2 separate regions of the Homo sapiens genome follow, and region 1 is linked to region 2. Evidence: read pairs that join two places in POLR2A ChIA-PET (ENCODE). Cell type or tissue: MCF 10A. All regions are shown on one strand. Each heading gives the region's core, and the rest is flanking DNA. Links, peaks and the distances in the headings are about the cores only. Region 1 overlaps SLC7A1 (solute carrier family 7 member 1). Region 2 holds the start of LOC105370139 (a long non-coding RNA gene).

Region 1 (4,395 bases), core at 122-4,121, 110 kb before region 2:
GAACGTTCCATTCCCATGACATCCCGACCCTGCCCCCACCCTCGCTTCTCTCCCTGTGAGAAGGTACAAGAAAACCATTTTGATCAAGGAATGTTCTGGGAGTTTTCACAGGCGTTTGCAGAAAATACAGAAGCTTGGGACCCCTTCAAAGCCTTCCGAGAGACCCATCTACTTTGCTCTCTTCTTCCTTACTTTCAATGTCCCTGTGCAAACCCCCGTGCTAGGCATAAAGCTCTGAAGTAAACATAGGTCAGACACAGCCAAGGTTTCCCTGAATACTCGTGCCCAGCACCTTTGGGGTGACAGAGATGTGTGGGAGCCATGCTTCAGCACCCCGTTACCTTTAGCCAGCCACTTCTAAGACTTTTAAAGAACCAAATATAAGTCAGCTGCAAAGAGGCTTAAACACTACAGCATACAGCCAAGCATGCGCTGTCCCCTCTAAGTGGCATTCTGGTTTAAGGTCTTACGGGCAAGGGTCCCTGGAACTTCACCCCAGTGCTAGCTCTGGCAGCGCCATGCCTGCCCCTGAGGCACACCCCCAAGACAGGTTCATCTCCCACCTCATCTGCCCATTAATTAGAAAGCTCCTGACATCTGCCTCTTCCATTAAGAATTTCCTGAGGATGACGAACAAGTAGCAACCTCTCCTTCGCCCATTTCACCACCCCCAGCCTTCTGGAGGAATCACTTTGCATGTTAATTTACACCTACTCCTTTAGCGGCAAAATACCAACACATTTATGTGCAACCTCAGGAATGGGATTTTTCTTCTCGGAGAAACCTCCCTGAAGGCTGGGGCTTAACCCTTTACACACCAATCCTAATTGCAACTCATGTTTATTGCCCTCTCGTGCTAAGCCTGGCAAGGCGCTAAAAGCTTCAATCCTTAATATAACCTACAAGAGGGGAACTGTAAGTTTCTCCATTTTTCAAATGAGGAAACTGAGGCACAGAGTTGCATGTGGGTGTACAACACAGACCTCTTGAAATGAGGAGGGCTGCTTGCCACTCGGCTAATTATCCCTGATGGCAGTAGTTACTGAGTTCTTCCCTCTCTTCCATGGGTGTTCTGTCCTTGTCCTCACTGCCAAGCCCTCAGCTATCACTCCTTGCCGGTGCCAGAAGCCCCGCCTCTGCTGCCAAATTCACACATCCTATCTGCAGACGGCTGTAAAGCGATAACCAAGCTGGGCCGAAATAAGTGTACAGGCTATGACTGGGTCGCCACACCCCTGCCGTCCCAAGGCCACTAACGTAAACGGACTCTGGGACAGCAGCCTCTTCAGTTCAGTTGAAAAGATCATTTTGAGCATCCACTTCCTAGCAGGCACTGCTCTTGGTACAGGAGGCACAAAGACACATGCATCCCAGACCCTCAGGGAGATGTGGTCTAATGGGCAGATCAGGTCTCCCTGCAGTTGTTCCAGGTTCCAGCAGTTTTGGAGGTGCTTGCTACTCCCAGTGACCCTGAGAGCTGGTTAGAAATGCAGTCTCTCAGACCCCCTCCCTGAGCTCCCAAATCAGAATGTGCATTTCAGGAGATCCCCAGGGGAGGATTTGTATGCACGTGTGGTCTAGACAGTTTAAAGATACCCACAGTATGACCTTAGGATATGAAAGGCACTATTACATTATGCCAAGTACTTAACTTGCACACTCACTGAGATACGTTCCTTCTATCCTTACTGCCCACTCCTACTGCCACTTCTGCCCAATCCATATGACCTTAGCTACCTACACGCTCTTTAGATAGCAATGAAGGAGTAACAGTCATAATGAACAGGACTGTTACAAAATGCACCCAATGTACACAACTACAATGGAAATGTTTCCTGCTTTGTGTGCTACATTTCCAGAAACAATACGCTCCAGTTAGTCTTATCCCCAGGTTTAACTTTTCAACTTTTTATTTTACACAGCTTGCATCTTTAGGTGCAGGTCCCTCATTAGGTCTAGACCTGGCAGCGATGTGGCCTTCAGGCCCCACCCCAGAACTGTAAAGGAGCCCACACCCGTGCCCGCATGCACAGTAAAAGTGTGCCCCCACAGTTCTGTTCCTTCAAGGAAGTCTAGGAACAAGGGCAATTCCCAGAACTCAAATGTTTGAGTCACTGCTCATTTGGATATGGGGCAGTATTGCTTGCTCCCACAAAGCATCCGTGTTGAGAAACCCATGCTTTCCCTCTGTCCCTGCTCCCAAGTACCTCCCCAGGGTGGAATCGTGCTTTCTTCCTTCACACAGCAGGACACTTTGCTGGAAAGAGACTCTTGCTGGGACCTCTGTGGGTCAAGGCCAGCAGCTCTTAGTAGACTTCAACTCTTCCAGCAACTCAAACTCTATGCAGGGTGACTCAGCAAGACCTCCCTTGCAGATGCTCCACACAGGACCACTCATGGGCAACCAGGAGCCGCAGGAAAGTGACTTGGATTTGTGCAGAGAGCTTTCACCTCCCCTGGCCACTGCCCTACTCCAAATCACCCAAGAAACATGAGACGGCAATGCCCTCACCTTGACTCATCAGACCACAGAGTCTTTCAGTAATTAGGCCTGAATCCCAGCACAAATTAGATCTGATAATTTTCTAAAATTCTAATTGTATCAAACTCTGAGACCAGCAAGACAGACATTCTTCCCAGTTCAATAAAATTACTCACAGAACTAATGAGTGCTCTTGCTTAATTTCTCCCAAGATTGCCCTCTGGAAAGAAAGCAATCTGAAAAAAGAAATGTCTTCCAACAAAAGTTAAAAAAACAAACAAACAAACAAAAAACCTAGCTGCTGAAACTGTGAGGTTATAGATTTGTGGGGGAAGTGTGGTACACTTGCAATAACAGAGTCATCATTTATTTCAAACGTTAACATATATAACAGCATCAGATCAAGTTCATGAGGTTTCTTCTCAAATACCAACAATGGTGATGGTAATATTTGTAACTTTTTTTTTCTTTTTTTTTTTTGAGACGGAGTCTCACTCTGTTGCCCAGGCTGGAGTGCAATGGCACGATCTCGTCTCACTGCAACCTCCACCTCCTGGGCTTAAGTGATTCTCCTGCCTCAATCTCCCTAGTAGCTGGGACCCAGCCCTCTGCTAGGACTACAGCTACTCGGGAGCTGTACTGCGCCACCATGCCCAGCTAATTTTTTGTATTTTTAGTAGAGACGGGGTTTCACCATGTTGGCCAGGCTGGTCTCAAACTCCTGACCTCAGGTGATCTGCCTGCCTCGGCCTCCCAAAGTGCTGGGATTACAGGTATGAGCCACCACACCTGGCCAATATTTGTAACTTCTATATGAATTTTTAAGAGTACTGTAAAGTAAGCACTCTGAGTTCTCACAACAAATTTATTTTTATTGAGAAGCATAGTAAATAAAAGAAACTTCCCAAGAACAAGGACAGACATTTGCACATTGTTTCAATAAATGAGGCCATTTATCTTGTTCTAGTTCTGTTATGTCATTGTACCTTTGTTAGGCAGAGTCAATTCCCTTGATTTACAATTGTTTTGTGAATTATATACACAGACTTAAAGACATTTATTTTCTAAGAAAAAAAAAGAAAAAACATTCAAGCATTTCTTAAGCAAAAGTCCATCCAACCTTTTCAAGAAGAACTATTTAATGGTATGGCTGCTATTGTTAATATAGTTTCAATACCGTTCGATATTAACCCATAAGATTTAGTCAAAAAATAACATTTCTATGAGTATCTTTTCTCACTCTTCTTCCCCAAAATCCTTAACTCTTTCAGACAGGTTCTTCGTCGCATCACGCTGAATAAAATAAACTCAAAGAAAATCAGAGCACTGAAATTAACAAATGTATGGCCCATTTCTAAAAACTCACATACAGCCTGACCAGGCCACCTTTGGGACACCACTGTGTCAGGTTAACGAAGGACAGATACCCCAGTATGCAAAAGCAAACCACACTGGGGAATTCACACAGGTCTGCCCTGAAAACCTACTCACTTTCTTGGGCATCATCACAGAGAATAATGTCCCCTTCAGTCAGAAACTCCTAAATCACCACAAAAAGAAACCTTGACTCTTCAACTTTCTTTGCCCTAACTGGTCTGGATGGAGAATTGACTCCCATCCCCTAGTGCCAGCAGTGAACATGAAATTCAGGACAATGTGGTGGAGTTGCAGGTGAGGTGTGGCTCATATGTCTAAACCTAGTGTGTTTTGCAAACTCCAAGTTGCCACGAGGAATTTTTCTTGTAATGAAATAGAAAAGAATAAAAATTATCTCAGCGTATCACAGATAGTAAAAATGAGTACTGTTTCATAAAAATTTTCATTTTATCTATATATCAATATGTGTGCCTCTGTGTGTGTACTTGATTACAATGTAAATTTAGTTCTTATTGTAGACTGCGGTCAAAGAAGTT
Region 2 (4,395 bases), core at 197-4,196:
TTTCCACTTTGTATCCCACTCTCGTGTATCTCATGTGTATGAGAGTGTATCCCACTCTCATGCAAAAATGTTTAAATGTGACAGTATCAAGTGTTGGAGAGAATGTGGGAAACAGAAACTTTCTTGCTATCCTAGTAGGAATGTAAATCAGTACAAACATTTTGGCAAACAATATGATGGTATCTAGAGAAGTTGAAGAGGTGCATATTCTATAACCCAGCAACTCTGCTCCTAGAAATGTTCCCTACAGAAACTCAAGCATGTGTACAAGGAGACTCATACCAGCCTCATTTCAGCATTGTCTATACTGGAAACAACAAAATATCCATCATTAGGAGAATCAATAGTGACATATTCATCCAAAGAAGTACTCTAAGGTAGTCAAAAATGAATTAACTAGGGCCTTGTGCATGTTAAGTCTTTTTTTTTTTCTTTCTTTTTTTTTTTTTTTTTTGGAGACGGAGGCTCACTGCAACCTCTGCCTCCCAGGCTCAAGCAATTCTCCTGCCTCAGCCTCCCAAGTAGCTGGGATTACAGGTGCATGCCACCATGCCCAGCTAACTTTTGTATTTTCAGTAGAGAAGGGGTTTCACCATGTTGGTCAGGCTGGTCTCAAACTTCTGATCTCAAATGATCCACTGCCTCAGCCTCCCAAAGTGCTAGGATTACTGACGTGAGCCACTGTGTCCAGCCTCAACAATAAGTCTTAAAAAACATAGTGTCGAACAGAAAGTAAAACTGTAGTAAAATACATATTAGTAAAATAGCATGCAAAACAATCCTGTATTGTTTATCTATACAAACACATGTGTGAAGATCATGAAAAACATCCATAAGAATGGTAAGGCCAAACTCAGAACAGAAGTCAGGTTCAGGAGGAAGGGAGAAGAATGGAATGCAGGTGGGTGGGAATACACAGGAGGCTGATCTGTAAGGTTTTATTTACAGTTGATACTCATTATTGTATTTTATGCTTGTTACTGATACTTTTTTGTATGTTTGAACAATTTTATTTTAAAAGCTCCAACCCTCTCGTGTGGCAACAAAGCCACTCACCATCTTCCCCTCTCTAAGGCATCTTTGCCAACCTTTGCAGGCTCCCGCCTACTGCTCCCCATGTACCACTGGGCTCTGGATGTACCAAAGTTTTGGGTCATTTCCTGAGTGTGTCTCTTTTCTTTATGCCCTTGCTTACTGCCTCCTCTCCCTCTAATGCCTTCCCTCTAAACCCTACCTGGAAAGCTATTCCTCCTAGATTCATTTCATGTGTCATCTCTGGAGTGAACGGTGCTTATTATTCAATGTCATGTCTCTTGAATGTGCACAGGACTCATCTGGAGATCTTATTAAGTCTGGTTGTGGTTGCTCACGCCTGTAATCCCAGCACTTTGGGAGGCCAAGGTGAGAGGATCGTTTGAACCCACAAGTTCAAGACCAGCTTTGTCAACATAGCAAGAGCCTGTCTCTGCAAAAATAAAAATAATAAAACTAGCCAAGTATGGTGGCATATGCCTGCAGTCCCAGCTACAAGCAGGAAGATTGTTTGATCCCAGAAATTCGAGGCTGCGTGAGCTATGATTGCCCCACTGCACAGCAGCCTGGGTGACAGATTGAGACCCTGTCTCAGAAAAACAAAAAACAAACAAAAAGAAAAATGCAGGGTCTGAATCGGTAGGTCTGGTTGGGGTCCCTGATTCTGCATTCCTAATGAGCTCTCCAGCAGTGCTGATGGGGCGGTTTGTGAGCAGCCAGATCCTCATGACCCCACCTTCTTCCTGGACTCCCACCCGCTCCTCTGTATTCCCTCCTTGCAACATTCATTGTGTTGCTGTGGGTCTGTTTTTTGATATCTGTCTTTTAAATGAAACTAGTAAGGATAGTAACTCCAAAGAGTAACATTTCTGCCCTGCACTTCACAGTATTACCAGCACCCAATATTCATTTGTCAAACGTTTGAAACATTCCAGTGTTGAAAGTACAATTGTATTTTGTGCCTCAGGTGAAACCTTATTAAATCTCTTAAAACAGTTCTGTTTAAGTTGCGCTTTCTATCCCAGGCCAGTGGGAACAGGTATGCAGAGCTGTCAATGCATATTGTCTGCAGATCAGGTCTGAATAAGTTCCTAATTACAGTGCTCACTGGGAGGGGAGAGCTGGAAAAATGTTCTGAACCCTAGGGCAGAGATACCTTCGAGTTCCGGGGATTTAGTGACTTAGTCACAAGCCAAGATTTTGCTGTCAGCACTAAGATAGCTTATAGGAGGTTTGCAGACCTGCTGTAAGTATAATAAAAAATAAATAAATAAATAAATGAAGCGGCCAGAGAGAAAGGGCAAACGAAGCTGCCTGAAGATGAACTCCAGTGGCCTGGCCAAGGTTCTGCTCCTGCAAGCCCTCTCTGTTGTCTGAGAGCCCAACCAGCTCCACCTGTGAGAGGCGGCACAGCCAGGCAGGGTGGAGCCAAGTGCAGGCTCTCACCTGCCCGGGAGTCCAATTCTGGCGCTGCCACTTGGCGGCTAGGACATCTTGGGCAACTTGTGTCACCTTTCTGGGCCTTCGGGTGCCAGATTTAGAAAACGAAATATTGCATGAGACGTATGTATACCAGCAAAGTGTTACTGGCTTGCCTGAAATTCAAATATAACCGGATATCTTGTATTTTATCTGGCAAGCTTATCTAGACCTCACTCCCTTCGTGTCTAAAATGGACATAGTATAGTACCTACCTCCTAAGGTTGTGAGGATGAAATGATTCTATAGATGTAAAGTGCTCAACATACAGCGTGGCTCCAAGGAAATGCTCAGAAAGGTAACTTTCCTACCACTTCCTCACCTCATGATCGACATCTGTTGCCAGAATTGTTCCTACAAGTTCTGTCACCCTAATTCCAATTTCTCCTCCCTTTCACTTCTTCTCCGCATGACTGCCAGAGATAACATTTGAAAAGATCAATCTGGGCCAGGCACGGTGGCTCATGCCTGTAATCCCAGCACTTTGGAAGGCCAAGGAGGGTGGATCATCTGAGGTCAGGAGTTCAAGATCAGCCTAACAACATGGTGAAACCCCATCTCTACTAAAAATACAAAAAATTATCCCGGTGTAGTGGCATGTGCCTGTAATCCCAACTACTCGGGAGGCTGAGGCAGGAGAATTGCTTGAACCCGGGAGTCGGAGGTTTCAGTGAGCTGAGATCGCACCACTGCACACCAGCCTAGGCAACAGTGAGAGTCTGCCTAAAAAAAAAAAAAAAAAAGAAAATATCAATCTAGTTGTGCACTTTAAATGCTACTCAAAATCTTCAAATGGCCCTTACCCACAGGATCAAATCCACACTTCTCAGTCTAGGGTGGCCTTCAAGACTTGGATTCCCTCCCCTTTTCAATCCCTCCCTTTTAAATTTTTTTTAGAGATGGGGTCTCATTCTGTCACCCAAGCTGGAGTGCAGTGGTGCATTCACAGCTCACTGCAACCTGGAACTCCTGGGCTTAATGGATCCTCCTGCCTCAGCCTCCCAAATAGCTGGGACTCCAGGCACCTGGCTCCCATTCTAATCTCTATGCCCACCACCTCTCCTGCTGAGATCCCATGCCATGTCTGTCTGTAACCAACTCTCTCCTGCTCTCTGTCCTTCCTTAGTGGCTCCCTGTGCCTAGAATCCCTTTCTCCCCTTGGCCCCTGAGAAACATCTGTCCATCCTTTGGAGTTTTGCTTCAGATTGGCTCCTCTAGAAGCTTCCCTAACACCACCACTGAGAGCCTCACCAATTCCTCACCCGGCTCCGCCTCTGGGTTCTTAGAGTGCTTTTTACAGACATTTGCTCCTATCATTGTATTTGAATTATTTTAATTTTTGTGTTATGTTTCTCTAACAGTATAACATGTGTGTGTCAATTTTTATCAACAACCTGGAGCTTTTAGTTAGTATTTGAAGAATCTTAGTCAGGAACCCATACATGAAGAGTGGTTAGCAAACATATGAAAAGCCCTAAAAGGAGTCCACAGCCCAGACGGGCTGCAGCAACTTCAAATATCCTCATCCGAATCTGCACCAGAGGACCTGCTCTTTGGGTAAGGGATGCGGAAAGTAATTTTCCACTTACAGAATGGGCGGAGTTCAAGCTACATGGTGGGCCAGAAAGACTAATACAGGCATCTCTGCCCTTTCATGGGTAGAACAGAGCACGCTCAAGGTCTAAACTCGGCTCGTCCCTGGGCCTTCCACCTACAAGAAGCTTCTGCCATTGATTTGATTTAGTTGACCTACTGTCAGGATACAGTCGCATTTGCCTTTAGTGAAACTTTCCTGCAGGGTGTTTGTTGGAGGGCCTGAAAGAACAGAGATTGAAGTCACCAAAATAACAGAACAGGTTGAGTGACCAGCTCTCTACCTGCTTG

Evidence for each region. Peaks named below come from ENCODE experiments on the same cell type or tissue, not always from the same donor. Only the 100,000 strongest peaks of a DNase experiment are listed, where the experiment ranks them.
Region 1: POLR2A ChIA-PET joins it to region 2 with 5 read pairs; 5 of 35 experiments call an interaction of 5 or more read pairs at or near these places.

What each region holds. Positions count from the first base shown.
Region 1 is chr13:29,581,170-29,585,564 of GRCh38, forward strand. The region is part of intron 1 of SLC7A1 (solute carrier family 7 member 1); the gene reads right to left. Among named protein-coding and RNA genes, the nearest start is that of SLC7A1, 12 kb to the right of the region's middle. In MCF 10A, for the core only: no CTCF peak of the experiment used is centred there; a DNase peak (open chromatin) is centred at 2,432.
Region 2 is chr13:29,691,335-29,695,729 of GRCh38, forward strand. It overlaps LOC105370139 (a long non-coding RNA gene), which reads left to right and starts at 3,666. Exons shown (of 3, transcript XR_941804.3): 1 at 3,666-4,068. In MCF 10A, for the core only: no CTCF peak of the experiment used is centred there; a DNase peak (open chromatin) is centred at 2,437.